Linked DNA regions of Homo sapiens: region 1 is linked to region 2. The links are chromatin loops, found by intact Hi-C in ENCODE. Cell type or tissue: heart right ventricle. All regions are shown on one strand. Each heading gives the region's core, and the rest is flanking DNA. Links, peaks and the distances in the headings are about the cores only.

Evidence for each region. Hi-C counts contacts between places; a loop is a spot of excess contacts. Peaks named below come from ENCODE experiments on the same cell type or tissue, not always from the same donor. Only the 100,000 strongest peaks of a DNase experiment are listed, where the experiment ranks them.
Region 1: it touches region 2 in a loop (3.0-fold over the local background); 38 of 110 quality-filtered maps call a loop at or near these places.

The regions. Positions count from the first base shown.
Region 1 is chr1:180,519,826-180,536,237 of GRCh38, reverse strand. No RefSeq gene overlaps it. Among named protein-coding and RNA genes, the nearest start is that of ACBD6, 25 kb to the right of the region's middle. RefSeq lists an enhancer at 13,710-14,909. In heart right ventricle, for the core only: no CTCF peak of the experiment used is centred there; no DNase peak of the experiment used is centred there; H3K27ac peaks cover 2,984 bases.
Region 2 is chr1:181,135,349-181,151,760 of GRCh38, reverse strand. No RefSeq gene overlaps it. Among named protein-coding and RNA genes, the nearest start is that of LINC01732, 31 kb to the left of the region's middle. RefSeq lists a silencer at 1,736-1,795, enhancers at 9,638-10,138, 10,150-10,229, 10,139-10,639, 15,748-15,797, 16,117-16,412 and 2 more and a cis regulatory region at 9,785-10,334. In heart right ventricle, for the core only: a CTCF peak has its summit at 9,098 (motif pointing right); a DNase peak (open chromatin) is centred at 9,110; H3K4me3 peaks cover 705 bases; H3K27ac peaks cover 286 bases.

The sequences.
Region 1 (16,412 bases), core at 7,853-15,852, 620 kb after region 2:
CATGATCTTGGCTTACTACAACCTCTGCCTCCTGGGCTCAAGCAATCCTCCTACCTCAGCCTCCCAGGTAGCTGGATCTACAAGCATGTGCAACCATGCCTAGATCATTTTTGTATATAGAGACGGGATGGAGTTTCACCATGTTGCCCAGGCTGGTCTCAAACTCCTGAGCCCAAGTGATCTGCCTGCCTTGGCCTCCCAAAGTGCTGAACCTTTTTATTTTTTTTAATCCTGTGAAAGGAAAATAAATGTTGGGACCCCCAAATCGCTAAGCCAAAGGGAAAAGCCAAGCTGGGAGCTGCTTAGGGCAAACCTGCCTCCCATGCTATTCCTTAAAAAGATAGCTACTAAGACTTAAAAAAAAGCGACATACCTTCCTTACAATTTGATCACAAGGAAATTCCTTGTGGACAAAGGACAGATAGACTCAAAGTCATCCCTCTGCTCACGTGAGACAAATGCATATCTGATTGTCTCCTTTGCGCTATTGTTTCACTAAGCCAGACTAAAGTGTAGTGACTATTCCTATAAATCATGTATTCAGAGAAAGGCTAATCAGAAACTAAAAAGAATGCAACCATTTGTCTTTTATCTGCCTATGACCTGGAAGGCTCCTCCCTGCTTTGAGTTGTCCCACCTTTCCTGACCGAACCAATGTTCATCTTACATATGTTGATTGATGTCTCATGTCTCCCTAAAATATATAAAACCAAGCTGTCCCCTGACCACTTTGGGCACATGTTGTTAGGACCTCCTGAGGCTGTGTCACAGGTGTGTCCTTAACCTTGGCAAGATAAACTTTCTTTTTTTGTTGTTTTTTTTTTGAGACGGAGTCGCACTCTGTCGCCTAGGCTGGAGTGCAGTGGCGCGATCTTGGCTCACTGCAACCTCCGCCTCCCGGGTTCAAGCAATTTTCCTGCCTCAGCCTCCCAAGTAGCTGGAACTACAGGAGTCCGCCACCATGCCTGGCTAATTTTTGTATTTTTAGTAGAGACAGGGTTTCACCGTATTGGCCAGGCTGATCTCGAACTCCTGACCTTGTGATCTGCCAGCCTCGGCCTCCCAGAGTGCTGGGATTACAGGCATGAGCCACCATGCCCAGACAAGATAAACTTTCTAAATTGATTGAGACTTATTTCAGATACCCTTGGTTTACAATCCTTTAAAAGTTCATCTCTTGGCTGGGCACAGTGGCTCACACCTGTAATCCCACACTATGGAAGGCCAAGGCAGGAGTACTGCTTGAGCTCAAGAGTTCGAGACCAGCCTGGGCAACATGGCAAAACCCTGTCTCTACAAAAATATACAAAAATTATCCAGGCATGTCGGTGCATGCTTATAGTCCCAGCTACTTGGGAGGCTGAGGTGGGAGGGTCACTTGAGCTCAGGAGGTTGAGGCTGCAGTGAGCAGTACCACTGCACTCCAACCTGGGCAACAGAGCAAGACCCTGTCTCAAAAAAAAAAAAAAGGTTCATTTCTTGTGCTCACTTATGCAAAACCCTTTGCTCAGTGCTGAGCATATAATAGTCCATGCATATTTGATGGCTAAATGAATAAATTACAGGAACAGAGGAAGTAGGCATGATTTACAGCCCTGTTCTTATGGGTTTGTATTCCCTTGCTGTGTTCTCCCTCCCCACCTCAGGAACTCAAACCATTACACGCGTATTCAATGCACACCCTCTGCCATCCACCCCAGGCCCTGGCACCAGTGAGGGCCACCTGAGTACTTTTTCTGTGCGGATTCACCCAGGGGTAGAACCCTGCCAAATAATTACTTTCTAGGAACCATACGACTCTGTTCTGTTTCTGTAATGCAGCCAGAGTGATGTGCCAACATGTGCAAAGATGGATCTCACTCGTTCATGACACTGTATCAGAAAAATCTACCATCGGGCTGTTTGCCCATTAATTAAATTGCCTGGTGAGCATGGAAGGGTGGGGAAAGGATCTGGGCAAGCTGTTTATTCCCGTGTTTAAGTGAATTTTTATTAAACTTTGAAAGGGAATTGTGATTTTTTTTCTTCCCTGAGTTAAAACCATTTTATGAGCACACACAGGAAAATAATGTGATTCTGTGATTTCCTTTTTCTATTGAATTATTTGTACTGCTATTTGTTGTTTGGCTGTCTTCATTAAACAATGATCTTCCTGCAAAATAAAAGCTGGATTTTATTTCGGCATGATTGGAGGAAAGAGCACTGACCAAAGAATCAGAAAGCCTGCCCCTTCAGAGCCATTTGAGGTTTAAACATTGATTTAACCTTCCCAAGCCAAGGTGTCTGTTCTGAAACAGGTGATCACCATGGCTGCCCTGCCTACATCCTTCTAAGAGATAGTACTCCTGAATACTCCTTGAAAAACGGTATGAGTGCAATGTAGCATTTTTCCATATGTTAAGAATGCCACCCTTTGCTTCTTTTTAAATAAACTGCAGAGATTGGTAATGACCATTCTATTATAAGAGAGACCAGAAACCAGGTCAAACACCTAAGAGAGAAGGCAGGCGGGAAAATGGCGATGGGAAGGGACAGAGGCATTAGACTGCCCCCAAGTGGCGACTTGGGCATGATGCCTTGAAAGCGGTGGGGAGGGATGACCCCGCCAGGGTGACTATAATGAAAAAAGGAAACAATCTAAGAAGAGGTCATACTCATTTCTCATAAGAGCATTTAAATGCCATCAAAAAAAACAGGCAATAATAATATATTTCACGCAAATGATGCTCCGACTCACTGGCTTCCCTTTTAAGGCCTGCCACTTTATATTCAATTCGCTGCTCCGGTGAACACAATGAAATGTTTAGACTCCATTAAGAAACCTCAGAGAAAACAAACCTTGGGCCTTTAGAGTTAGCAGAAAAGCTCTTTAAATGCTTCTCACAAGCTGTCATTTGTGCATTCAGAAAACCATTAGGACTTCCTCCTTTGGAAATATGTGTGATTCTTTAGCTTCTCATTTGAAACATTAATATTTTCTTACAGTGACCCTTATCCTCGAGAACAAATTTCCTATGCTTCACCAGACAATGCAATCAATTTCTGAGATGCTGAGATGTGAACTGGGTTGGTAACAGTTAAGCAGCGTATCTGATGGGAGGAAAACTGGAGTTAGGAGTTGGGAAAGTGGGTAGCATATATATCCTGAATACTTAGAAATGCAGTAGATGCACCAGGGCTTTGGGAGAGCCTTGTGGCTGAGAAGGGTGCTTGCCAATTGTAGTGAAGATATCAGGAGACCAGACAGATTCACAGTGGAGAACATCTACTCTTCCCTCCTAACTCTGTCAGGAAATGGGACTTGGGCAGACACCCGGAGAGGCATCATGAAGTGGCTGGCAGAATCACGCAAACTCAGGGCAATTTCTTAGATTCGACCCCCTGTTCTGTCTCTAGTTGCATGGGCTGGGAAGCCAGAGAGTGGTGTCTTCAGTAGCCCTGAGAGCAAAATCCCAGGTAATTCCTATCAGATTCCACAGTCTCCTATTTAACAAGACTAATACCCCTCTTTTTACTCAACAAACCTGGTTTGAGTAAGTTCATGAATTGGATATGCCTTCCCGGTTCTCCCTGTAAAGGAAGGAGTATGTATGGGTAGCTGTGAAGAGTGTGGGCTTTGGAGCCAGACTGCCAGAGTTCAAATGCCAGCCCCACCACTTAGTAGGTAGCCACATACTGTCTCAATTTCTTCATCTGTAAACTGGGAATAATAATAATTTCTAGCTCAGGGTTGTTGTGAGGATTAAATCCAATAATATATACATATGTACATATATACACACACACATACACACATACATACATACTTCTTAACACACTACCTGGCACAGAATAAGTACTCAATAAATTGTAACTATAGTAATAATAATAATTTTTATTCTTAATATTTGAAACATGATATTATCATTCTTGGTCAAGCTGAGGAAAATTGGAATGTCAAAGACATCCTCTATATAAATGTTTAAATCAAAAGTTCTTTCATAGAGTGTTTGACCTTCATATCTCCCTTTTAAAAAATGAAATTAGTTGCGTTTATTCCTAATCAGAAAGTGATACTTGAATGCAATATAAAATTTGGATATTTCAGAAAGCACAGACATACCCATTGTAATTGTTTGATATGTGACAACCCTTAAATATGGAGATATATGTATATATCTTAAACAAAACCACTTCGTACTTACAGTTTTATAAGCAGCTTTTTTCACTCAACAATATTGTGTGAATACTGTGAAATTTGTTCTTTGAAAAAACATGATGTTTAATTTCTGCATACATTTGACTGATGACTATGGAATCACTTAATGCTGTGTTGTTGAACATTTAGATTGTTTCCAGTTTTTAACCTATTAAACTTATAATGCATATTTCTTCAGTATAATATTTCAGTAGAGAAAGTTATGAACCTTTTATGACTTTTGGTTCATGTTGCCAGATTTCCCACTAGAGCAGTGGTACCAATATACATTCTTCTAGTAGTATTTGAGTATTGAGTATTGACTTTTTAAATGTCGATTTTTCTGAATACTATAAAAATGTTTAGCCTGGGCAACATAGAAAGACCTCGTCTGTACAAAATTTTTTTTTTAAATTAGCTGGGCATGGTGGTGCACCTGTAGTCCCAACTACTCAGGAGGCTGGGGTGGGAGGATTGCTTGAGCCCAAGAGGTCGAGGCTTCAGTGAGCCATGATCGCACCACTACACTTCAGCCTGAGTGATAAAGACGCTGTCTTTTTTTTTTTTTTTTTTAAAAAAAAAAAGGCCGGGCCTGTAATCCCAGCATTTAGGGAGGCTGAGGCGGGCAGCTGGCTTGAGCCCAGGAGTTCGAGACCAGCCTGGGCAGCATGGCAAAACCCTGTCTCTACAAAAAATACAAAAATTAGCCAGGCATGGTGGTGTTTGGGCCTGTAGTCCCAGCTACTCAGGAGGCTGAGGTGGGAGGATCCATTGAGCGCAGGAGGTCGAGGCTGTGATGAGCAGTAATCATTCCATTACACTCCAGCCTAGACAAAAAAGTGAGACCTTGTTTTTATTAAAAAAAAAAAAAAAAAAAAAGGAATTGGCTGGGCTTGGTGGCTCACGCCTGTAATCCCAGCACTTTGGGAAGCTGAGGAGGGTTGATTGCCTCAGGTCAGGAGTTTGTGACCAGCCTGGCCAACATGGTGAAACCCTTTCTCTACTAAAAACACAAAAATTAGCCAGGTGTGGTGACACAAGCCTGTAATCCCAGCTACTCGGGAGGCTGAGGCAGGGGAATTGCTTGAACCAGGAAGGTGGAGGTTGCAGTGAGCCAAGATCGTGCCACTGCACTCCAGCCTGGGCAACAGAGCGAGACTCCATCTCAAAAACACACACACACACACACACACAGAAAGAATCAAGACTTTAGGCTTCTGGTTGATATGAGATTCCAGCAGCTAAACGTGGGCAATGAGTAGAGAAAGTGGTGCTTTGATTAAACTCTGCCCTCCTGCTATTGCTACATGGCATTTCCTTACAGTACAGAGTCAAAAGGGAATTTCCGGGATTGCTTTGTCTCTTGGCTTGTTAGGAGTGCAGCAAATGCGGTCCCACAACTATGTGAAGAGGAGGCTTGCTGGTAGGGAGTGGTCAGGACTGGCGGTCAGGAAACCTGAGTTTCCTGCAAATGGACAAAGGCATTTGTTAAGTAATATTGAATAGTAGCTAAGAAATAATATTCCATTTAGTAAGATTGAGGTCACAGTTGCCAACGTATTAAGATCAACTATTGTTAATGATTTTGCCTTAATGAAAATGAGTTAGAAATCCAGCTCTTTGAGGATAAGCTCTAAGTAGGGACTGAGCGATTGGGATTTAGGGTGCTTCATGCTTTAGGCAGCAAAGCCAGTTATTGGGAGATTGTCATATCGACTTTGCCTTGAAGGGTTCTCTCTTTGCCTGAATATCAGATCATGGCCTTCTTAGAAAAGTGCTCCGTGACATTTTATTGATTAGCCTTCAAAAAAGAGCATAGCAGTAGGGAGAGGTCGGGCCAGTCTCCCTCAGTCCTCTGGGCCGGCCGAAGCCCAGACACCTTCACAGGATGATGGAGACTTGGCAAAATGCTGTATTCACCTGGGAGGGTCCTTGTGTACCCGACTACAATTCTGAAGATACTCAGTATGGTTGCCTGAGACTTCTCCTGGTCAGCTCTTCCCAATATTCTTTTCTCCTCCCTCCCTGACACCCTCCCCTTAACACCTCCCCACTCTGCCACCCCCATATCACTTGCTGGAACACCTATTTCCTCATCTTATTTGAAAAAATGTATTATATTGTCAAATAAATCAAACTGTTCAGGAGGTGTAGCAGAAAAAGCCCTTTGTCCCCATACAGAAGGCACTTATAAAAATCTCACCCATTATCTTCCAGGTAATTTTTCCTTTAAATACTTTTCTTTCATGGAGAACATTCCAAGTGACAGTAAAAACAGAAATAGTTCATTTGGAAGACACAATATAACAGTATTTTCTTAGGGTATTAAATAATGATCCTCTAATTGCTGAACTTAAATCACACAAAAATGCTAGACATAAAAGTCACCTTTTAAAAGGAAGCTTTGCACATACCTCATTTTCCCCCAAATAGCCACCTCTATGATTCCTTTGTGTTGTAGAAAAACCTGTCATTTACAAAGTGCTTTTGTATACATTTTCTCACTTGGTCATTATGTGTTAAGGCAGGCTAGAGCACAAATCTTAGCTCACTGTAGCTTCAAATTTGTGGGCTCAAGTGATCCTCCCACCTCAGCCTCCCGAGTAGCTGAGACTACAGGTACACACCACCACGTCCAGTTAATTTTTTATTTTTTAAAATTTTTTGTAGAGATGAGGTCTCTCTGTGTTGCCCAGGCTGGTCTCAAACGATCCGCCTGCCTCGACCTCCCATAGTGCTGGGATTACAGGCGTGAGCCCCTATGCCCAGCCGCTCATTTTCTAAATGAAGATGCTCAGAGAGGTTGGGTGAGTTGGCCAAGGACACCCAGCTCCCTGCAGCTCGGGTTTGCTTGCTCCTGGTTCTGTGCATGTTCTCAGCTCCCTGCTGTGTTTCATTGCTTAAAACAAAACAGAAAACAGTGTATTACCCTTGGCACTACTTTGTGGCTAGGTTATACTTGGCTTAGCTTTGCACCTAGGCACCCTTTGAAATGTGATTCTGAGCTAGGAAAAAGGCTATTTTAATACATCCAAATGAGGCTTAGTTGAATTTTCCCTCCTATGTGCCTGTGACTAAGAGAACACGATGTCTCGAGTAGTTGTTCCTTTAGTACTCTAGTGTTTGTTTTGCTTTTTATTTTGCTGAAGTCATGAAGTGAGAATTAATTTCCTTTCGAAATACACTGGAAATGTATAGTAACCATTTAGGAAAGCTAGTTTGGTTAAAAAACATTTTTAAAATATGATAAGTATAGAGAGCTTCCTGTATGTTTTGAGTTAGAGGTAGCTAGTATTCCTCAATAGAAAACACTGGAAAACAAAAGCATCTTCCATAGAAAATATCAGAAAAGCAAAACAATCTTCCTGCTTCTGTCATGGAGGTGAGACTGCCTCAGTGCTGGGGAACTACCATACAAGACACCTCCATGAACACAAACCCTGGAACTCAGAGACAGAGGACGGCGCTCATCTGCAACAGCAGTCTAATCCTCAAGAAATGCGTGGCTAACAACGTGAAACCCCATCTCTACTAAACACACACACACACACACACACAATTAGCCGGGCGTGGTTGCGGGCACCTGTAGTCCCAGCTACTCGGGAGGCTGAGGCAGGAGAATGGCATGAACCCAGGAAGCGGAGCTTGCAGTGAGCTGAGATAGTGCCACTGCACTCCAGCCTGGGCGACAGAGCGAGACTCCATCTCAAAAAACAAAAAATAAAACAAACAAACAAACAAAACACACCCCACAACAACTGCGGATGTGAAATCACCAAGACATTTGTGTAGCACTCATTAAAGAGGGCAACACTAGGCGTGGTGGCTCGCGCCTGTAATCCCAGCACTTTGGGAGGCCAAAGTGGGCAGATCACCTGAGGTCAGGAGTTTGAGACCAGCCTGGCCAACATGGCGAAACCTCGTCTCTACTAAAAATAGAAAAATTAGCTGGGTGTGGTGGTGCGCAGCTATAATCCCAGCTACTAGGGAGGCTGAGGCAGGAGAATCGCTTGAACCTGGGAGGTGGAGGTTGTAGTGAGCCAAGATCACACCACTGCACTCCAGCCTAGACAACAAAGTGAGAGTCCGTCTCAAGAAAAAAAAAAAAGAGGACAACAGTGTTTCCTAACAGGATTAGCCTCCTCGTAGAGATATTTCCTGGCTCCAAATAGCTCTGAAGTGTTTTAAAACGGGGAAAGTTAGTGACCAATTCTGACAAAGTCAAAATCATAAATGATGCTATGCTTAGTAATTAAGATTTGACCAGGTTATTTTTTAGGTTTTCCAAAGATTAGACTCCTGAACCACAGCATTAAATCAATGGAGTTTCCAGCAAATGAGGGTGAGAATTTTGACAGGGCTCGGATTCACCTTGACCTCCTCAGGGTCACTGAGCACTGGGGTCACTGAGCACTAAATTGAGAGTCTGAGTCTCTTGCTTTATTCTTGAGGTCTTTAAAAACAGAAAATAATAATAATCAGTTATGTGTCCACTATTATGTGGCAGCTGTAAAGAAAGCCAAGTGAATGAGTCATTGTCCCTTGAATACACCATTCACATTCCTGTCCCCGCACCTTTGCTCATGCCATTCTCCACACCAGACTCTGTATGTCCTTCCCCCTCTGGCCTACTGAAGAAGTCTATGCACAAGCCTTATCTCTTCTCAGTGAAAGTCTCCTTGTCCTTTCCCAGGTCAGTGCTGCCTCCCCTCTCTGAACTCCCGGAGCCCTTGCTGTCTACCTAACACATTTATAACTTGGCATATCATCTCCGGAACGGATAATTATTCTTTTCTATCCTATCTTTGGAAACAGGCTGTAAATTCCATCAGTGCAGCTTATCTTTCAGCCTTTCTTTCTTTTTTTTTTTTTAACGTCTCTGATAGCATGCCTCCTACCAAATTGGTTCTCAAAAAACCCATTGATTGGTTCATGCCTTCATGTAACCAACTGCTGTCATTGTCATCTCTTGGTACTTAGAGACAGGGCTATATATTAGTTTGGGTTGCTTCTCACCATCCTCTGGGTTAAGGTCTCTGTGGGACTGTGGATTTGTTTTGTGACAGTGTATAGAGCAAGGTCAGGGAGGAGAACCACGGTGTGTACTTTATAACTCCATTTGAATGTCCGCTCCCTTTTATCTGTGGCTGTTATCCCAACCAGGGGCAAGGACATAGTTAAGAATTATGAGGATTCAGGTGGGCTGAAAGTCCTGGCTTAATGGAGTGCCAAGCTCAGGAAGAAAATATGGCTTCGGGTTGGGAGGGGTCCCCCTTCTCTCCCACACCACTGAAAAAGGCACCTGAGAAATTCAGTGCAGAGTCCACCGTCCTGTTGCCTTATCTATGGGGATTGATTCCCTTGCTTCAAGAGGGGAGGGAGGCAAATGGATCCTAGTTCCTGGCATTAAATGAGGCTCTTTCCTTAGAGGAGCTGACAAAGCAGCGAAAAGGGCAGTGGGGGAAGCAGAGACAGCAGAAAGTTATCTAGAAGTGTAAGTGAGGAGAAACACTTCAGCGCAAAGGAAATCAGAGTGAATATGAAACTTATCTCGGGAGAGGGAGGGCCGTTTTTGCAAGGGAGCTCTTGGAGAAGGGATTCAATTGCATGGAAGAAAATGTTAGGGAAAAATTTTACCTGACTCTACAGAAAGCTTTGCTGAGTTAAGGGGTAAAGTAATAGATTTAAATTCTGATGACCTGAGGGTATGCGAAGACTAGGACTACACAGGGAGACAGCAAGTGTTGCAGTGAGGAGCATGGGTGTGGGGTAGAAGGAACTGGATGCAAATCTCAGCAGTGGGTTCCTGGCCAGGTTACCATCTCTGAGACTCAGTTTCCTCATCTGTAAAATAGGAATGTATACCACAGAACACTGCTGAGAGGATTAAGTGAGAGAATCAGACTGTTAGTGCAGTCAGTCCCTGGCATGTAATACATGGTAGTTCCATCCATACGGAAGGATATTTCTTGATCTCTTTTTAGGCAATTCTGGCATTGGAGTGCCTGGGGGTGCCAAGGAGGGACACAGATAGAAAGAAATTCCTCATGGAGGGAATGGCCAATGCATTTCTAGAAACAATCATCTCTGATGTTGTATTTGAAATTATTTCCTACCCCAGGCTATAATAGCTCTGTCTGTTCTCATTAGTTATGACATCTTCAGAAAAATCTGTTTCATGCAACTGCTCTGTATTAGTGGTGCTCTGCAACAGAGAGGAGACAGGCTGTGTCTGCTTTGGCTACCTCGAGAGGGAGGAAAGAGCAAGCAGCAAGGATTGAGCAGGAAGCAGGATTCCAGAGCCAGAGATGATGGATGCATTAAAGGGCAACGGTGTTTCCACAATGAATAGCAAAGGCAGGAGGCCTCAGAAGCAAACTGGACTTGGTAACATCCAGGTTACAATTACATTCGTAACTGAAACAGGAAGAAGAAATCAGGAAATACCATTAGTTGTTGAACGAATCAACCCAGAGCTGAAAGTTGGTAAGAAGCCTTTCTCAGGTCCTTTGCCTAACAGCAGTTTATCCCTTACTGAGTAAGTTAAGTGACTCACCTGGAGTAGCTCTAGCACGTTCTAATTAGTCTGTACCTGTCCAGTTTACGAGGCCAGCATCGCCAAGTGTCAGATGTTGCTCCATGCACTCATACTTCTCCTGTCTGTGACAGGAGTGTTTCCCCAGGTGGCCAGCCTCACGTCTAAGCAAGGAGGCAAATTAATAATAGCACAACAATGATTTGGCTCCAAATGAGGAAGGATTTCTAAGATGGCTCACAACTGCTGTTGTGTTGTGTCCAGGGCAGCAGTGACCCTTCCTTGACTGGCTGCTCCAGCACCTACCAATGAAATAATTCACAAAGCCCCTCAGATGATGAACCAGCCACTGTGGCCACTACCCTCATGATTGACTTCCCTCTAGGGCTGTGCCCTTGCACATATGGGCTTCCTTTGCCTGGGGCTGGGGGCAGGGCCCACCCTCATAATACAGGCAGGAGCAGGGCCTTGCTATTCTCAGGCTCTCACCTCATCATGTGGTACTGTTGAGTCTCCTTGCTCTGCCTGCGATGTCTTCTGGAAGGTAAGCAGCTCTGCTAAGGGCAGGAGTGAAATGCTGTCACTCATTTTTTCCTACCCCTTTCAATGAACCCAGTCCACCCTCACACGTGGCTGGAAAGCCTTTGCAGGCCTCTGTCCTAAGTCTTTAGAATCTCTCCAGACCCTCTCCCACTTGCTCACTCTGCCAGTCATTAGTCATTCTCAGCTTTCCCATCAGTGACCTCTGCTTTCCTACCCATCCTCCTCCCTACTTCTGATTCCACATGTCAGCTTCTGTCCTTCATATTAGGAACTCATTTCTCTGGCTCGAACTCCAGCACCCGTTTGGACAGAGTCCCAGCTTTCCTCCACCTCAAACACTTAGGGGTGGACTAAAGCCTTTAAAACCTCTAAGCGATGAAATATGTAAACTATACATTTTACATTATAAATTATAAAATAAATATAAACCCCAGCAAATTAAATGATGACCCTTTAAATGCTTTCTTAACTGTCAAAAGCTCCTCCTGCTGAAATATTTTGGAGGCCTGATTTTCTGATACCAAAAGCCCATGCTTACCCTGCCCACTGGTGATGGGTGCATGTTCCTCTCTAGCCCCATGCTCAGCTGACCACAGGCGCCTGTAAGGACTAACCAGCTGGGCTGCCCTGTTCAGCCTTCCTTGTGGAGTGAGGGGTCAGTCCAGCTTGTGGGTTCACCACATACCTTGCTCCTAGCTCATTCCCCTAGCAAAGTCACCTCTTCTCTTCCTTCCCATCCGCCCAAGACAGTGTGACAATACGTGTATCTGTTTTGTCCCTTCAACTCATTCTCATTGACTTGATTGCTACTCATTGGTTTTGCAACAAAGACGACTAAAACCCCTGGTGGTAGGCATTACGGTAGAGGTATGTATTGACTTAACAGTCCCTCCTCCAGCCAGGCCCAACGTGATGCTAGGAATAGAGAGAGCAATTTGAGCAACAGGCTGAGACAATGGTTCTGAATCCAAGCAAATTTACATGGGTCACCAGAACATCCATCATTTCTCACTACAGGTACCTGAATGCCAGCGGAGAAGGTTATGAATAATTTATTATCTAATTGATTGACTAAAAGGCCATGAGAGGAATAACAGGCATGCCCAGGAGGCTTCTCACTCTCTCCTTCCCTTCCTCCCTCCTTTGTTCTCTGTCTCCCTCTCCCCAACCTTTCTCTTTCTTTTTTTTTCAAAGTGAATTCAAACCTGGGCCTACTTTTTATGCATAACTCAAAATCTTGATCTCATGACTTCATTCTTTGTGGCACAATCCTCCCTAAACCCCTTCTCACACCTTCCTTTGAACCAAGTGGAACAGTTGTACCACTTATGGCTCTGTCTTTACTCTTGAATAATTGCCATTGCAGGCAGTTTTCTCATCATAATTTAGAGAGGATTTAGAGATTTTTACCCAAGAAGAGAGAATTTGATTGCATCACAACAAAAGAGGTCCTCAGATGGACAATGGGGCATGGATCAGATGGAGGAAACAAAACATACAGGCCTGAGCAGTGTGTGTTTTCTAGGGCTGCTGTAACAAAGAACCACAGACTAAGGGGCTTAAAACAAGAGACATTTATTGTCTTACAGTTCAAGTGGCTAGAAGTCCAAAACCAAGATGTTGGCAGGGCCATGCTCAAACCGAAACGCGGAGGAGAGAATCCTTCCTTGCCTCTTCTGGCTACTGGTGGTTCGCTGGCAGTCCTTAGCATTCTTTGGCTAGCAGCTGCACCACCTCAATCTCTGCTTGCATTGTCACATGGTGTTCTCTCTGTGTGTCTCTCTTCACATGGCCACCTCCTTATAAGGACATCTCCTTATACATTGGCACCTTCTTAGGGCCCACCATAATCCAGTATGACCTCATCTTAATTAATTACATTTGCAGTGACCTTATTTCCACATCAGGTCACATTCTCAGGTACAGGGATCAGGACTTCAACATATATTTTTGTGGGGGGGTGGGGACAAAATCCAACCCATAACAAGAAACATGCCTATTCTGAGAATGGCCAGTAGTTCCATTTGGCTGGAAAGTTGGGCATGACTAGAGTGTGGTGGGAGAGGAAAACAATCTAGCAACTAAAATAATGGGAAAGCAAAGCTGTGGACTTATTAGCTTAGTTTACTGTGGTGAAGGTCTCTGCATCTCTCATTCCAGTCCAATAGCTTGCAATTTTTTGCCATTGGTCAAGAGAAAGATAGAGAACTACCATGCAGGTGAGTCAATAATGTCTTCTCTATCTGTCATTCATTCATGTATTTATTCAATAATATTTATTGAGCACCATGTGCCAGGAACCATGCCAAGCAATGGGATTCAGTGGCAAACCAGACAGACATGACTTCTGTTCTCCTAGAGAAACAGCTCAAAGTATGGTTTCACTTGTCTTCAGTCATGACCTTCCTTATCAACATGTAACAATGTCTAGAAGGAATTCCAAGGTAGATTAATTAAAAATAGATGGGTGGCAAAGTTGTGAAACAAAACAGGAAATCATTTTAAAAGCAGAAAATAAGTAGACATATCCCCAGGCGAACGACAAGCCTGTGCAAAGTTCTTTCTATGTCAAAGCCAGTGTCCTTTACGGTATCAGATAACTAACTCCTCCAAATTGCTAAGGCATGCTCGTCATTCCCGTCATTCCCGTAATGCAAATAGAAAACCCTCACGTAACCCTGCCAGAAGGTGACAGTGTAACACATTGCCCAGTCCTCAACCAGTAGCTGAAGATCAAGGGGCACAGTAGGAAGTACATAGCTTCTTCTCCCATGCATTAAAGTTAAGTGATCATGCCTGGACAAGCACCATGGATTGGAAGAAAGCCTTCGACTGGAATCTGGTCAGCACACTTGTTGATAAATTGCAAAATATCTCATGTTTCTGTGGAAAACAGGGCACTACTGACATGTGGCTCCGTGTAATTATAGTCACTAAAGTTAATATTTTCCATAAACTATAGATGGTCTCTGAATTGGGCTACATTTGCAGAAATTGTGCTGTAGTCCTTGAAAACACCGCATGGAATTACCTTTCAAAGTAATAATGTGCATGAGGTATCTCACCTCTTATTATTCAGCAAGTGATCCTATCCCGGCAGGGAGTTTTCCATTAAATAATATATGTTTATACAAAAAGGAGGGAAGAAGGAAGAGAAAAGAAAAAGAACGTCCCTAATGACATTCACAAATACTCTGGCTTTCCTCTCTTTCCAGGAATGTAGTAAGACTGCACGTCACTGTCCCCTTTGAAGTTAGGTTTGACCATGTGACTCACTTTGACTGATGAAATGTGTGCAGAAGTGACCTAAGTCCTACCTGAGTGAAAGCTTTAAGAGCCACAATATGCTACATTCTCCTTTACTGCTGCCTTCGAGATTGTGTGAGCAGATGTCAAGATGGGTCTTGTCAGCATGCTTCCCCCAGTGATGCTGACGAGCAGAGCAACAGAGTGCAAGCAAAAATAAAAGATTTGCTGGGTGCGGTGGCTCACACCTGTAATCCCAAATTACAGGCAAATTATGCCTGTAATTTGCTGGGATTGGGAGGGCAAGGTGGGCAGATCACCTGAGGTCAGGAGTTCAAGACCAGCCTGGCCAACATGGTGAAACCCTGTCTCTACTAAAAATACAAAAAATTAGCCAGATGTGGTGGCAGGTGCCTGTAATCCCAGCTACTCGGGAGGCTGAGGCAGGATAATCGCTTGAATCCGGGAGGCGGAGGTTGCAGCAAGCTGAGATTGCACCATTATACTCCAGCCTGGGAGACACAGCAAAACTCTTTCTCAAAAAAAAAAAAAAATAAAATAAAATAAATAAAATAAAATAAAAGATTTGTGGGGCTAAGCAATTGAAGTTTTGGGTTTTTTGTTGTTGCTGTTGTTGCTGCCACATAACCTGTCCTGTCCTGACTAAAATTGACAGTGAATTCTGCATGTTAACTCCTATGGACCAACTAACCAACACCGTCAGTGTTAATGAGACAGAGTTATCAGATGCATGAAAGGGGCTCCCTAGAGCAGGTTCTCCTGGGTATTCACCTGCCAGGGCAGATCTGTCAGGAAGGCCAAGGTTGGGCTCCAGAGAGGCTGTACAGGTTTTAGTAGGAAGTACTAGAACACATTTATTTTAACTATTCAGTTGTAATGGATGCATTGGATAACTATGAAATACTTTGATATGTAGAATGATAATACAATTTCATTATAGCCAATACTGAGCAATAAAGTCCTGAGAATATTATGAAGAGCAAAGGGATAAAGGAAAAAGAAAAACAAGTCAGCGGAATGCCATTTTAATAGATGGATTGTAGTCATCAAATTAAATTAATGTCAAAGTCATCCATCCTTCCCGTTCTCAATTATTTTAACTAAGCCAAAATTCCACTCCAACACTTCGACAATAACTTTCATAGCTACCTAAAATTACTTCCAGGGGGCCAGGAGTGGTGGTGCATGCTTGTAGTCCCAGTTATTTGGGAGGCTGAGACAGGAGGATTGCTTGAGCACAGGGGTTCGAGGCTCCAGTGAGCTATGATAGTGGCACTGCACTCCAGCCTGGGTGACAGGGTAAGACCCGGTCTCAATCAACAAATAAACAACTTCCAGGGGGAAGGCAGGGTACAAATGAAAGACCAGACTAAAACTATTTCTTTATCCTCGGAAAACTGGAGGTTTATTCTACTATGGCTTTATCATTTCACTGCTCATTTTTCCTTTTCCCTCCCAGCTTCCCAATCAATTCATTTTACCCTAAACCACTGTCCTGCAAGTGCGCCCTAATGGCTTTCTCACATGCCTTCACTCACCTGCCAAATGCCCATCTCTCTCACTTTTTTCTGTTCAAATCTCACCATCCCTCTGGGCTAGCTCCCATCTCCAGGAAGCACTGGCCTCTCTCTCAACTCCAGGCCTCACAGATCTTTCCTGTTTCCTGAATTCCTGAGGCAGCAACAATTCTGAGCACACGATTTAGTGCTGACTTACATAACGGTTCTCTCTCTTTCATGTGTGGCAGTCCTGTCTCTCAATCACTCTACGGCAGGGACCCCAGCCCTGAGCCCTGCTCCTGTGAGCTCCTGAGCTCTGTCCCAGATCAGCAGTGGTATTAGATTGTCATAGGACCACAAGCCCTATTGTGAAGTGCAAGGGATCTAGGTT
Region 2 (16,412 bases), core at 4,470-12,469:
GCAGATACAGGAATAGAAAGCACACTCAGCAAAGCAAGATATGATCCATGGAGGTGATAAGGTGGAGAGTTCAGAAGAGCACGCCCGCTGGGTTCTGGAGGTCAAAGCAGCCTCGTGGAGGAAATTAATACCCTTGATAAGTGGATGCCAGGCCTTGTAGAATTCTGATGCAATCAGGATAGAGTCTGAGAGAAAGGGTCTCACATGTCAATGTCAACAAAGCATGGTGCTAGGTACTCATATAAGTACATCATCTTTTTTTGATCTTGACAAGAATCTAGTGTGATGTTACCATTCCCATTTCACAGATAAGAAGACAGTGGCTCAGAGAAGCTCAGAGAGGTTAAGTTATATGCCCAAGGTCATTCACAGCAGAGGCAGGATTCAAACCAGGTTCTACCCGGCTCCACAGTCCATATTCTGGCTTCTACCATCTGGCACTGCTATGGCCTCCCTTAAATCTGGCTCCCAGAACAGACCTGGGCTGTCTGTGACCAGGAGCAGGGCTTTCATTCCATGGCTGTGGCCTTTTAGTAGAGAGGACACTGCCCAGTGTGGCTGACAAATTCTTTGGCAATATATTGACTTTACATTGCCTGCCAGTAACATGGGCTAAGGTGTAACAATTTCTAAGCCTAGATCAAAGTCACAATTTTGATCACAGGTTACAATTTTGTATATTTAATCCCCTGCTTCTACTTTGTAGTATTTTTGTCAGTTCAGCAATTCACCTCTTTTATCACCACTACAATCTATAATAAGCACATGGATTTTTCAGGAATGACATAGGAATAAGATAGAAATAAGCTTTCAGAGGTGACCTTTGCCCCCAATTTTCAGTCATGTGGACTTGGAGGATTTTTGTGATATAACAAATAGCACCTGTTGGTTAGCATTGGAAAAGTCCCCAGATGCATCTGGGAGCAGCCAACATCAGCACCAAGATATTGCCCATATCCACTGGTGTCTTGCCGAAAGCCCACCCAACACCAATATCACACAAGCCTAAGCTTCACATTCCCCAGGCCATCAACTAGTATTTATTGAGTACCAGGTTCATGGTTCTTAAAACCAGCTGGAAATCACAATCCAGTAACCCTAACTCAATCCCAGCTCAGACTGTATAACCATATTCTAATCATGAAGGGAATCTGGGAGGCTCTCTAAAAGAACAGAATTTGTCCCCTCTGAAACTCATGTTGAAACTTAATCTCTAATGTAACAGTATTAACAGGAGGGGCCTTTAAGAGGTGATGGGTCAGGAGGGCTCTGATTAATAATTAATAGTTAATGTGATTAATGGATTGATGGGCTAATGGATTAATGGGAAATCAGGGGAGTGGGTTTGTTATCACAAGAGCGAGTCTGTTATTAAAAGCCAGTTCAGGTCTCTCATGAGCCCTCCACCATGTGATACCCTGCACCACCTTGAGCCTCTATGGAGAATCCCCACCAGCAAGGCTCTTGCTCAATGTGGTTTCTTGACCTTGGACTTTCCAGCCTGCAGAACTACAATAATTCCATAAATTTCTTTTCTTTATAAATTACCTAGTCTGAGATATTCAGTTATAGCAACAGAAAATGGACTAAGACAAATGGGAACTGAAGCTGGGAGGGAGCCATAAAACCACTCCCCAGGGAACCAGGGCAGGGTCATTTCAGCCATGAAAAGCCCATTGCAGACATCTTTCCTTCAGCTGGGAGCCCAGTGTTGGGGAGAGATTGAAATAGATACCATCCCTCTTTCATGAACATATGAATAACAAAACCGATTCAGGAAATGTGACTTAGGGACACAGTAACCGTGTGCTTTCTAACACTGCATCCCAGGATCAGGCAGACTCGCCCTTCCACGCACTAGCACAGCTGCATCCCCGAGGCCTCCCACCGTGAGGCCTGCCTCACTAAGCACCTGGCTGAAAGCAATGATCATACTCTCTACAGGCAGGCAGATCCTAAGAGAGGGCCCGGAAGTGGCTGAGCCACATAACCTCAATTTCCTTTACAGGCTCACTAAGCAGTTCAACTACTAAAGAAAATAGAGTAAGAGACAGAGAGAAGCTAGGAATGTCACCCTAATCAAACTCCCTCATACGGAAATGTGAAAAGAGGAGAAAGTAAGTTCCTCCTCAACACTCATCCCAATTCCATTCTAAGTACACATAAGCCCCTTTTCAAGCCTCCCCAAAATAATATTATGAGTCAGGCTTTCAAATGATCAATAAAATTCACAACTTGCATAGAGCCACCGCTCATTACACACATACATGTACACATAAACATACACATACACATACACATACACATACACATACACATACACATACACACCTACTTAAGCAGGCCTGGGAAGCCTCCTACATGGAAGGTGAAAATGTCCAGTTGCTGAAGATAGGTGAGCTCCTCTGTGACCCCGTCTCAGAAGTGGACAATAAACATTTCTGAGCCTGGTCTGCTCTCTTGCAGCAGTCTAGGTCCAGTCACTGTCTCTTTTGCTTAAAGATGAGTCCATTCATTCGTTCATTCTTTATTCAATAGATATTTATGGAATGCTCACTATGTGCCAAGCACTCTGCGAGGCTGATTGTTCAGGAAACTGAAAAGCCAAAGGTGTTGGCAAACAGCAGCCCCAAACCAACCATTTGCCCAGGCCAGATACCTATTCATCATCCTTGACTCCTCCCCATCCTTCAAACCCCTTATCCAGTAGTCAGCCACCAAGTCCTGACATTCTAGGATTCAAGCATTTGAAAACCTTCCACTTCTTTCCATTCCTTCTGCTGTTCTTTGGTCCAGACCACCATGTTCTCTTCCTTGGATTGCTGCAGCAACTAGCAATTGATTTCCCTGCTTCTAAACTTGCTTTCATCCAGTCTAATTGCCACACCACGGTGTGAGTAAGGAATCTGGCCTCACCTAAGGAGAGATCTGGCATTCGTCCCAGCTCCTGGGAGGTAACCTCTAAATCCTTGCAATTTCCCAAGTGATAGGAGTATCTGTGTTATTCGTGGTGGGTCCCTTATTTAGTATGAGAGGACTCAGTGTATGGGTTGACCATGCCAGAAGGACCAACCATGTGGTTAGGGGGTTGGGGCTTTGGGCCTCATGATATCAGCCTGACCTCTGGGAAGGGGAGGAGGCCTGGAGATCGAGTCCACCCACAAGAGCAAAAATTCGATCAATCACAACTAGCTAATGAAGGCTCTGGACTTCATTATAGTCCAGTAAAAACTGTATGACAAAGCTTGAGTGGACTTCCTGCATAAATGTTGTCACATACAATGCTGGCAGGGCACTGTATCCTGAGGACACAGAAGCTTCATGTTTGAAACCCTCTCAGATTCTGCTGTATGTGTCCCTTTCTTTGACAGGTTCCAATTTGTATCTTTTTATTATAATAAAACTGTAATCATAAGTATAGCTCTTCCCGGATTTCCATGAGTTGTTCTAGTGAATCATCAAACCTGAAGGTAGTGTGGGAACCCCTGAATTTCTAGGCAACTTGTCAGAAGAGAAGGTGACCCTGAGGACCTCCAAACTTGGGGCTGATGTCTGAAGTGAGGGCAGTCTTGTGGAGACTGTGCCCTTAACCAGGAGTATGGCTAACTTGTTGTACACAGTCAGGGAGCTTTTCTAAAATGGGATCATGATCATATCACACGTCTACGGATCACACTTGAGGGATGTCTCGCTCTCCCTAGGACGAAGTCCAAATGCCTAAATACGGCTTCCAAGACCTCTGATGATCCAGGCCTGCTTAGCTCTCCATCTCACCCCCACCCCATTCCCCCTCAAACTTGACATTCCCACTTGCCACTGGCCAGGCGCTCCGTGCTCTCTCACTTTTCCAGACCTTGGGACATGTGGCCACTCATCCCGTAACATTCCCTCCACTCCCTTCTCTTGGCTGATTCCCATGAGTCCTTCAGGTGTCCACTTAGCGGTCACCTCCCTGGCACACCTTTCCACATACCTCCACCCAGTCAGAGCTAGATGCTCACGCCTCTCAATGCACATAGCTCACATGCTGAAGTGCCCTGGTCACTGTCTCCCACTCCAGACCATGAACTTTCTGACTATGAGGAATGTGTTTTCTTCCCTGTTATATCCTCCAGTGCTCAGCCAACTGACATACAATTCCAAAGAGATAAATAGCATTGTTACAAGGGAAAACACGGCAGACATCAAGGTGAATAGTGTTGAATGAATGAACTACTGCAGAGGAAGATTTTGGAAGGCTCTTCATTCTCCTTCATGGAGATGTGAAAGATGCCTGGAGTCAATTATAAGTCATCTTCCAAGACAGTTCCACCCACAGGTAGTTAATCTCATTTATTTGGGGCTGCTTTTTGTTGGCTTCAACCTCAGAGGATAAACAAGTTTGTTTTTGTTTTTGTTGCTGTTGTTGTTTTTGAGAAAGGGTCTCACTTTCTTGCCCAGGCTGGAGTGCAGTAGTGCAATCTCGGCTCACTGCAACCTCTGCTTCCTGAGCTCAAGAGGTTCTCCAGTCTTAGCCTCCTGAGTATCTGGGACTACAGGCATGAACCACTAATGCCCGGCTAATTTTTTTGTATTTTTGTAGAGATGGGGTTTTGCCGTGTTGGCCAGGCTGGTCTTGAACTCCTGAGCTCTAAGTGATCTGCCCACCTCAGCTTCCCAAAGTGCTGGGATTACAGGCATGAGCCACCGTGCCCACCAGGATAAGCTATTTTTAACTTTGTCTCCCAAATTTTGAGAAGTGTCCTGTTCTGAGGCCTGAATGCAACTCTGAATTGCCCTTTGGGCATTTCTTTGACTCCTGATCACATTTCTGATAATTTATATTTCCCACTCCACCCCATCTACAAGGTTTTAGGGTATTTGTGAAGAAAGGAGTATCAACAATGTACTACTTTTAAACATAAATAACTAGATTATGTATTAAAGTCATATTCATCACTGATTCGTACATGCATGAGTATATACTTTCTTATTGATATCTGTACTTTCTTATTGATCAATACTTGACAAAGCACTTGCTGGCATAGGCAAAATGGCATCTCCTTCTTCCTTTTGGCATTCAGTTAAAACAATCCACACAGGCTTCATCTTCCTTTCTTCTCTTTTTCCTTCCCCTCCCTTCCTGGCCTGGAAGAGTCACATAGGGCCCCTATGGGGTACTGACAGAGAGGGGGCTGCTGTGTGGAGTTCACTGATGATATGCCTGCTGGCACCTAAGGATACAGGGCACTAGAGGTGGGGACAGGGAGTAGAGGTGAAAGACACAGCTGCTGTCATTGGGAGATTGATTACGTTACAAAAATAAGTAAACTTATTGAGCAAATAAGTACATATCTTGAGGATAATGACAGTCCGGTTTCTTACTGTTGGAGAAGAGAATTACAAATATAGAAAAGAAGGAAACTATAAAGAACACTGAGGTGGATTGGAACTGGAGGTGTGAGTATCATCGACTTACTGTTTTCTGATATATAAACACAGGTAGATATGGAAATAGTTGTAGATGTGTGTATACACCTGTGAGTGTACATATGCACACATATATTTCCTAGATCTGTCCACTCAACAGGCCTAGAAGCAATGACACCTCAGTAACAAGAAGCACACTAAGGGCTCAGATTTTGGTTCCTAAACACCATCCTCCACTACAAGAAGGCAGGGCTCCTTGGAGAAAGAGCTAATTCCAGGCTGGAGAAGGAAAAGTACCATGATGAGCCTTGGTCATTTTGTAGTGCCAGAAAGTAAGACAGTGCTGAGAATGGTGGAGATGTGTCAGAAGGAGGCAGGAGCCAAGCTGAAGGGACTCCACTGGCCATATCTGGAGCAATGTGAACATCAAAATAAACAAGGACGGCAATGGAATACAATCCATTGAATAAAACAAGATTCCCTACTGAAATAAATATGCAAACGAACATAGAAAATGGGAAAGCTTTGTATTACAGTAGCCCACCAACTAATAAAATGAAAAGGAATGATGGAAATAGAAAACCATAATTTGGAAACTGTCATAGTTGTGGTTGATTCTGGCAGGAGACATCAATGGAGGCTAAGATTGGGAGATGCAAGTTTGATAAAGAACAGGATTACCTCCCCACAAAATGCCATCAATTTAAAGGGGGTAAATGGGGTCTTTATAGGAGAGAAACCTGGCAGACAAACGTTGGTACGTGACTGGTGATCAAAATAAACAGTTCCAGTTGTGGAATGGATTGACATCCTATGTCTCCTCCTTCCACCCCATGCAATTTGCTGAAATGAGAATAGCATCATTTCTGTGGTGTTCTTATCAAGGGAGCATGACCCAAGTCTGGACACCAGGACATTAGACAGACCCAGGGACGTCCTGCAGAATGAAAGGTTTGTACTCTTTAAAACAGTCGATGACATGAAAGACAGGGAAAGACTAAGAAACTGTTTCAAATTGGAGAAAACTAAAGAGGCACAAGAACCATGCAACTTGTATTCCTGGATATGATCTTGGACTAGAAAGGAAAAAGAGACATTGTTGGGACAGCTTGAAAATTTTGAATGGGGTCTGTGGATTGGATGGCAGATGTGTCCAAGTGCAAGCCCTGACTTGAAAGGTTCTATGGTGGCTATGTAGGAGATTATATAGTCCTAGTTCTGTAATAAATGATTTAACATGGCCAGGTGTGGTGGCTCATGCCTCTAATCCCAGCACTTTGGGAGGCCAAAGCAGGCAGATCACTTGAGGTCAGGAGTTCAAGACCAGCTTGGCCAACATGGTGAAATCCCCGTCTCTACTAAAAATACAAAAATGGCCCTGGCATCGTGGCGGGTGCCTGTAATCCCAGCCACTCAGGAGGCTGAGACAGGAGAATCGCTTGAACCCAGAAGGCAGAGGTTGCAGTGAGCCAAAATTGCGCCACTGCACTCCAGCCTGGGCAACAGAGTGAGACTCTATCTCAAATAAATAAATAAATACATAAATGATTTAACAGTTTGCCAAGGACCAAGGGAACAGCTTCCTCACTTCACGCAACAGAACATATAAAGATACATTTGAAACATCTTCATCCTTTGTTTATTTTCTAATATAATATGCTGAACTCCATCTAACATCATGGCATGGCCCCAACATCCTCTTTGGCCATTTGTCTTTCAGTCTATCGCTAAGAATTTATCTTCTTCCTGACCTGCTACTTCCTGGTTTTCTAACTTCAGGAGCTTTTTGTTCATTGAGGGTGCAAGCTTTTATTCTGCCTTGAAGCACTCTCCCCATTAGCTAGGAGATTTTTTGACAAGAAAGGTGTATCTAAGCCCATTTTCTGTAAAATCTGTCATTGCCTAAGTGGTACCCTGCTGCTTGAGTCCTCATTCGTCTCCATGGCAATGTTCTGAAACTAGTCTGCTTGTGTAAGTTCAAGGCCCATCAAATTATTTACCCTAACAGAGTCTTTGTATCCCACCAATGCACACACAGACACATTCAGTGCATCATAGCAGCAACCTTCAAAAACGTAGCCACAGTTTGGTTTATATTCATTTCAGAAACAACCTCATCTTTTGAACTGGATAGTCCACTCATCAGCTGAGCTTCGTTTACTCATCCATTCATTCATGTGTGTGGGCTTAGTGAGGGGTGACATAAAAACTTACCTCTTCCTTGGGGGCTGGAGTAGGAATCAGGGATGGCTTCATGGAGGAGTAGTTAGCTGACCACTGAAGGAGAAGGGCTTTCCTGACAAAAACAAAGCACAAAAGCATGGAGCTATGAATGAGATGACCAGGCTGGGGAATGGGGTGAAGGAGGGTGGTAATGAGAGGTACAGAGGAGAGGCAAGAGAGAAGGATGGGAACACTCTCCTAAGTATAAAATACTGAGGAATTGGCACTTTTCTTTAAGGCACTGAGGAAGATTTTAGGAGGAAATGCAGCATCCTCCGATTCATGTTTTCAAAAGCTCTCATTTGCTGCTGCACTGAGGTTTGATTAAAGGGTAAAGTCTCAGGGGCAGAAACACACTGACGAGGGCCTGAGCACACCACAGAGTGAGGGTGCACGGTGGAGATTCAGGCACCACTTCAGAGGCAGGCTGGGGAGGACCCAGTGACCATCAGATGGAGGAGAGAGGGACACTGCAGGGATTTCTGAGCCTGTTTAATGTCCAAGAAGGGAGAGTGTGGGAGAGAAGATAAAGAGTTTCATTTGGTACAGTTTGAGGAGTCTCTGAGACATTTAGTAATAAAATTAGATTTTGGCACACCCCCTGTCCTCCAATTTCCCCACACCCTTCATTCTCTATCACAGGGATGAAGCAACCTGATGAGCTAATCTCCACTGAGGTTGAATTAAGATTTAAAGGTTTAACCTGTGACTCCCCCACAGGAATTGCATTTTCATTTAACAGGAGTACCACTTAGCCAATCTTAATCAAAGGAAGGACTCTCTTTTAGCAAAATTCCAGGCAATGTGATGAGCAAGTTGGGGAGATGTTTTCAGGCAGGGAGATCTGCCAAACACCCCTCATATCACATGACAGAGGCTACAGCTACAAACTGTCTTAGTGAAGAGAATTCCCTGTTGAAGTTTCCCCTTCATTCCAAAAAACCCAGTTCATCCCATAAACAAAGGGATCTTCCTCCAGGCAGGACGATGATCTCTTATGGTGGGGTGGCGGGACAGCAGATGTCACAGAGGCCTGGGGTCACTGAGTTCAAGTCCTGGGTCTGCCATTTATTGCTGTATAATCTTGGGCAGTTATTTAATTTTTCTCTAAGACTCGACTTCACCATCCATTAAACAGGAGTTCAGAGCATTTGCCTCTGAGGCTGTTGTGAGCCCAGATTTAAATCACATGGTCACTGTAAACACTAGTTCCTTCTCCTCCCACCCCCAACCCTCACCTCCCCAACTTATTACTTCAGACTTGAAACACCATCAGTCATTCTCACTGCCTCCACCATTTATCTCAGTGTCTTTCAACACCCAATTCACTTAGAGAAGCCTAATTTTCTTCCTGTTCATGCGCTATTAGCTGCTCTGACAACTCTAGGTGATGAAAACCCATTTGTGTGGGACAGGCTGAGCCTCCACACCCAGCGGAGCGGGCTGTGTCTGCGAGCCGCCTGCAGGGGGCAGCATCGGGCAGCGTAAGGCAACGCCAGGGCTCCCTTGTAAAACGCTGGGGTCGGTCTGGGGAGGGCCGCAGAGAAGGCGTTTCAATTCAGACTCCAGCTGACAAAGGATCCATTTTACTCCATGCGGGTCTGACGCAGTCTGTCAGAGAGTCAGGTCTTTGGTAAACAAGAGTGCAGGGAGTGGCTATCCAAAAGCAACCCCGACCCGCGCAAGTCCAGCAGCGTTTTTCCCAAACCCACACCGGGACTAGGTTACCTTTTAATAAGCACGGGTGAGAGAAGCAGAAGACATCTCCTTATGAACTCACGGGGCCCTTGTTGCGGATGCGCCTTTCACCCCCAGTGAAGTAGTGGGAGAGAGCCCTTGACAAGGACAAGAAGGGGAGCTTAACCTCCCCCTCCCCATAAGCATTTTTAGATTTTCCCACACACTCAGCCCCTTCGAGGAGTCCTGGAGAAAACAAAAGAAACAGACACAGATGCTGATTCTAAAGAAGCTATTAATATTGTTGAAAAGACATGCAGATGTGAAGCTGGGATGCAAGGGTACACATGATCATGCTCTGTTTCTGAGAAAGCCTGGTGGCTCCGTGTCCCCAAAGCCCCAGGATGCACAGGCCAACCTGGGATGAATTTCTATGATTTGTGAATTTGTTGACGTGGAAAAACAAAGGGGCAGAACGTTTAAAATCAATCAAGCCTGCCCTGGAAGTCCAGAATATGGGATCGCCGAAGGGACAGATGATCAGAGCTGTAGGAATTTGAGGAAGGGAGCTATTGATGAATGTGGTGTTAAGTGGCCTGGACAAGCCAGTGGACTTGGTCATTCCTGAGAGCCTCGGGCCTCTGTGCCAATGAGAGACACTCATCACCCACTCTCCTATTGACTTTGGCTGGGGAGGGGAACTGCTATGTCACCATGACATCATCACCTTCCAGGAATCATCGAGTCAGCCTCAGCCCTCGAGGCCCCGGAAGTGGAGGCCCCAAGGCAGGACCCACTCACTTCCTCCTAGCCAAAGGCCAGGGGAGAAGGGGCTGCTCCCCACAGAGCTTTGGGCCTGTTTTTCACCACCCTCTCCCAGTACTCAAGGCAGCCAGGACCTGACCCAGGGTAGGTCAGCTTTGCAAAGAGACAGACATCAGCATGGTGCCAGCTGCACCACGCCCACCCACACTCTCACACTGTGGGAGAGAGGCCCCCAGTGGAGAATGGCAGTGGCTGAGAGTTGAAATGCAAGCATCCCTGGTAGAGGTCGGGCTTGTAGCTTTACCAGTCCTTCATACCTCCTTATGTACATGAGCTTCTAAGGGAAAAAATGTGATGGAGGAAGGAATTAGGAATGAAGTAAGAGGGAGTGGGGGCTGGCAGGAACAAGTGCAGAAAGCCGAGGTGGGGAGGGCTAAAAGGAAACCTGTGCCCACTTCATAGCTGAAGGTCACTGCAGATCTGGTGTCACCTGCAGATAGTCATGGGGGGAGGCAGATCGGTCCAGGCCCATTCCTTTCCGGAAAGACAGTGAGCACCACACAGCTCAACTCATCCCATGGCCAGAAGCCCAGGTACAGCACCAGAGGGTATCCACCTGTGGCCCTCAGGGGGTGACTTCCTCTTGCCCTTTCCTCCAGCATAGTCACAGGTGCCTCCCCCATCTTCCCCATATCAGAACTTTCCCTTCTCTGCTAAGAGGATTCAAACCAGTATCTGTCCACACCACATCAGCATCTGTTTCATCTTTTCATTAAACTCAGTGTTCCATTGCTCTGTAAGCTGGTCTTAGGAAAAAGAAAATTAACCAGTAGGCAATAATACGATTTTCTAGCATGGCAAACATCCTATACTCCTCCTACCCCCACTAACACACACACACACATACACACACACACGTGTGCACACACACAATTGGCCATGTTTACTACATTGATTCACTTAATGCCAACAACACCCTGCCAGGTAAATATCTCCATCTTCCAGCTGAGAACACTGCAATTCAGAAAGGGAAAGGAAGTTCTCCAGGGCACACAACTAGTGAGTGACAAAGCCAGTCTCAGAAGCCAGGTCCGTCTGTCTCCAAGGAGCTGGGATCTTTGCATTTGGGTACTCTGACTCAAAATAGGAGCCTCCTCTGCCTCTGAGTCAGAAACTTTAAAATTAGAATTTCATTCAGCGATTCACAAAATCTTAAGGTTGGAAGAAATGTTGAAGGTTGTCCAGGTCCATGACCCGGCAGACATCTGCCTCTCCTGCATAGCAGTGTTCTGGCTTCTGCTTGGATGCTCCATATCCAGGAAGTGTCCTGGTTCAGCCCATGCCGGTTTAGAATTATTAGATGGTTCTAGTGGTTTTGGAGCTGAACTCTCTCCCTATAACATCCATGCATTGGGTCTCCTCTTGGGAACATACAGAACCTAAGCAGTGTCACCCCTAAATTCTCTTTCACCAGACTGTGTGTTCTCAAGTCCTTGCAAGCTGCTCTTATGTGGAGGTTTCTCCCCACTCTCCTCTGTATGGGGGTCTGGTTTGTCTGTTCAGTCTCGAAGGGAGACCCAGCATGACTGTAATTCTCCGGAAGGGAGCTGACCAGCCCTGAGAAGAATGGGAGCAGGTTCCACTGAGGAGACTGTAACTTGTTCATTTATTTACAGATCTTAATACACTGGGGACTCATTTTGACCTTATTATGAATGAAAACCCTTAAATGCCTTTCCCATATGCTGTCCCTAAGCCACACCCTTTCCTGCCCCTGTGCGGCTGGGTTTGAGATGTTTATAACCTGTTCTCTCGGGTTAGGCAATGGCCTGAACATGCTCTTGTATGGTCTGACCAGCCCCCTGCTGCCCGGGCCTCTCCTCAGTGCTCCCTGGCACTGCTGACCCTCTAGGGCCCAGCCACATCCTCCCTCTGGCCCTGCTCTGGTTGTCCACTCTGAGGCTCAGCCATGGGGCCTCCTAGGCCCACCTCTGCAGCATGCTGGCTCTTAATTCCCAGCCTCCTTATGCCCCGCAGGAGGCACCTGGGAAGTCGCGGATACACCTTCATGCAGGTCGTGGAGAAGCAAGGGCCACTGTCTCAGCCCTTCCTCTGACAGGACACAATTTGCCAGCATTTCCACCATGCCGGGGCTGCCCTGCAGACACCTGCAAGGGACTCTCTTCCCAGATATCCAAATGGGAAGTAGGCGGCAGGCCCCTCTACTTTCTACCTCCTATCTACCTATGTAGGCTGTTTCTACCACCTTGCCCCTACCCTTAGTTCATGGGTGGTGGGTGGGGCACACAGCATGGTACCCTGCTCCCTCATTGTGTCAATCTCCCTCCAAGCCTCTCCCAGCACCAGCTGGGTTTTTCTTCCTTCCTGTGGGGCAGGCACTTCCTTTGTGTGGAATCCTCTGTTCTCTCCACTGTGGCTTCACACATCAAGCCATGCTCAGATCCCCCCAGCTCTGCTCTGGATTTACAGAAGGGATCTTCTTGGAAAGTAGAAAAAATATATCCCTCTTATTAACCAGGCTCTCAAAATTATTGACTATTAGCTTGCTATGGACTTTTTAAAATCTGGTTTGAAACACAAAACTGAGGAAGGCTTCTCTGTTCTAGGATGTCTGGGGCTTCCCTAAAGCCACTAAACCCGTTGATTCAGTGAATAGGAGCACTTGATTACTGAGAGTGAAAATCCATTGTTTTAATATCTCAGAGATAATACTTGACTTCTTTCTCACGGCCCTAGACAAACATCTAAAGAACTTGCTCTTTTTGCCTCTTATATTCATACGTTCCTCTCCCTTTACCACCAAGTCCTTCACGTGTCCTGAATCTGTTTCTCCCAGGACTCTACTTGACTCTTCATAAACATACCCCTAACTTATTTTAGGGGATTCTCTTTCACTCATTAGTCATCCCACCATGTGGCACAAAGGTCACACCTCCAAAGGTGTGCCGGCATCTGCTCACATCACCGTGTTTTCAACACAGGCATTAGCATATTTAAAACCAATTAAACTGTGATTATTTTCACCCCAGCCACATTACTCTCAACCCACTTAAGATGGGTGGGAAAGTGGGGTTTGTTTGTGTTTAAACCACATAGCCCAATTTATTACAAGCATAGATGCAGCCCTGGCAACATAGTGAGACCCCATCTCTACAAAAAAATTAAAAGTTAGCTGGGCATGGTTGTGCATGTACCTGTAGTCCCAGCTACTGAGGAGGCTGAGGAAGGAGGATCGCTTGAGCACAGGAGTTTGAGGCTGCAGTGAGCTATGATCATACCACTGTACTCCAGCCTGGGCAACAAAGTGAGACCCTGTCTCAAAAAAATAACAATAAATGAAAAATAAAATAAGCGTAGATGCAGCAAGGTCTCCACCAATGGCTATACCTCCCCTGTGATCCTCCTGGAAGCATCATCCCCAATGGCATGTCCATCCTGGACACTGACTCCAGGGATTGGGCTTCTAAAGCTCATCCTCACCAAACCCAGCAGGGCCCTCTAACCACTAAGGCCCTCACACAACTCTGCTTGTCCTCCACTTTGAGTCAGTCACCAACCAGCACGACTTGGCAGGTTCTATAGCATCCACCTCCCAAAATCCCTTCACGCCATAACGCTTCCCGACCATGGGAGCATTTTGTCATCAATCTCTTCAATGTGCTTCATTCAACAAACATTTATGAACAGCCTCACAGTCAAGCACTGTTCTGGACTCTGCAACTATAACTATTAACAGGCTTCCAAAATTACATTCTGGTGGAGGAGACACAATGTAAAAGGACACACATGAAAAAACAGAGCACTGTGGATTGTTTTTTTGTTCTCTGAAGGAACAAATGGGATCAGCCAAGAGAGTAGAGGGAGGCCACTTTAGGAAGGGACATCAAGAAAGATGTCTCTGAGGTGGAGGCCAAGATTTAAACTACACCTGACAGGTGCATCCTACAGTCTCAGGACAGCCACAGAAGGAGCCCAGAGCCAGGAAGGAGCTGGATGTCTTCAGGCAGCCCAGGGCAATGTGGTGGCAGAGAAAAGAGAAAGGAGGCGAGAAGCAGGAGGAGCAGAGGGACAGGGACAGGCTCAAAGCCGGGGGTTTCACTCTCAAGGCTGGGAAGCAGCATGGCCTGACAGACAGTTCAGCGCTCACTCCAGCTACCAAGAGGGGAATGGAACCTGGGGTCGGCGCAGGGGTGCCAGTGGGGAATCAAGAGTCCCATAGGCGGGTGGGGTGTGGTGGCTCACGCCTGTAATCCCAGCACTGTGGGAGGCCGAGGCGGTCAAGGGGTTCACGACCAGCCTGGCCAACATGGTGAAACCCTGACTCTACTAAAAATGCAAAAATGCAAAAATTAGCCAGGCGTGGTGCTGTGTGCCTGTAATCCCAGCTACTCAGGAGGCTGAGGCAGAGAATTGCTTGAACCCGGGAGGCAGAGGTTGCAGTGAGTTGAGATCACGCCACTGCACTCCAGCCTGGGTGACAGAACAAGACTTCATCTCAAAAACAAAGAGTCCCATAGGTGATCACCTTGTGTGGATGAGAAGCAATGACTCGGGGTTGGCGAAGAAGACGGAAGGCCCTAGAAGGATGGAAATACAATCTGAAGGGAGGTGTATTTTGGAGGCAGGACTAACCATTGGCATATTGTTGTTGTCAGACTTTAGGACAGTGTGTGAAGGAGCATCTCACCCTGGGAGTCAGAGACACTGGGGTGAGGGAAGTGGTCACGCATCCACAGAGGTGAGGAGCTGCTCAAGGCAGGCCCCGCTGTCTGTGTGCGTGCTCCGTGTCTCTGTGTGTGTGTGGTGTGTCTATGTGTCTGTGGTGTGTCTGTGTGTGATGTGTGTCTGTGTGTGTGGCGTATGTCTCTGTGTGTGGTGTGTCTATGTGTCTGTGGTGTGTCTGTGTGTGATGTGTGTCTGTGTGTGTGGCGTATGTCTGTGTGTGTGGTGTGTCTGTGTGTCTGTGGTGTGTCTGTGTGTGTGGTGTGTCTGTGTGTCTGTGGTGTGTCTGTGTGGTGTGTCTATCTGTGTGGTATGTGTGTGGTGTGTCTGTGTGTCTGTGGTGTGTCTGTGTGTGGAGTGTCTGTGTGTCTGTGGTGTGTCTTTGTGTGTGTGGTGTGTCTATGTGTGTAGTGTGTCTGTGTGTGTGTCTCTATGTATATGATATGTTTGTGTCTGTCTGTGGGGGGTATGTCCGTGTGTGTGTCTCTGTGTGTGTGTGCACACGTGCGCACAATTGAGGGAAGAGCTAAAAGCCTTCCAGAAAAATCCAGTAGGGGTTGGGGGTGGAAAGAGGCAGGCTTCGCCAAATACTAACAACCTGAATATTAAAAGAAGCTGTGCCTCTGGCCATGACATCATCGCTCCCTTCACAAAGTGTCCAATGGGGCATTTCCTGGTCATAGCAAAGGAATGGTGAAAATCAGCTGCACATCACAGCTGAATTGCTTTCTCCTATTGTTTTCTCATAAATATGAGGTTCTGAGCTATAGGTGGGCATTTCCAAGCTAGCTTCAGAACTGTGCCTCCATTCCCACAGTAATTCTGCAAGGCAAGGGGTTCTGCGTTCCTAACAAGCGGTCTAGAAATAAAGCCTTGGGAACAACTCAGAGGAAGTCACTCGGCCTTACACAAATTGCAGGCGGAGGACAGTTCCCTCTTTTGCAGATCACACTGTCACAAATCAGCTTTTTCTTATAAATCAGCATCTCTGCTGCTTACTCATGTTCAGCTTGTGGCCAACTATGACACTCCAGGAATTGTTTTCTTCTGTAATTTGACCCAGGAGGGTTTGAGCTGTAGTTTTTATGCCGGTTCGTAGTAGTATGGCCCAGAGGAGCCATCACAGGCAGCATTCTGAAGGAGTCTTTTAGAGAAAGCTGCACCTCCTTATGAACAAAGGCTAAAGAAAGTTTATTATCTTGGAATCCAGGGTGAAAACAATTCAGTTTTTTAAAGATCTATAAAAGTTACCCAAGGCTTCTTAGACCCTGCCAGTCTGAGACACAAAAACAATAGAAATCCATATTTGCCTGGCTCTGAACCACACCGCTGCAGCTCCCCCACCCCTAGAACCCCACCCAGCAGTTCCAGATGTCCCCACAAGGGCTCTCAAGTTCTCCAGAGAGGACAGTAGTCAGAGGCTCAGACAGGCAGGGACTCCAATGATGACTGGTGACGTGAGCCTCAGTTTCCTTATCTGTAAACTGCAAAATGTAAAATCTGAAAAGCGGAGATAAATCTCACTTCATGGTGTTGTTCTAAGGACTAAACGATCCAATATATGTAAAAGACCTAAGCCCAGTGCCAGGCATCTG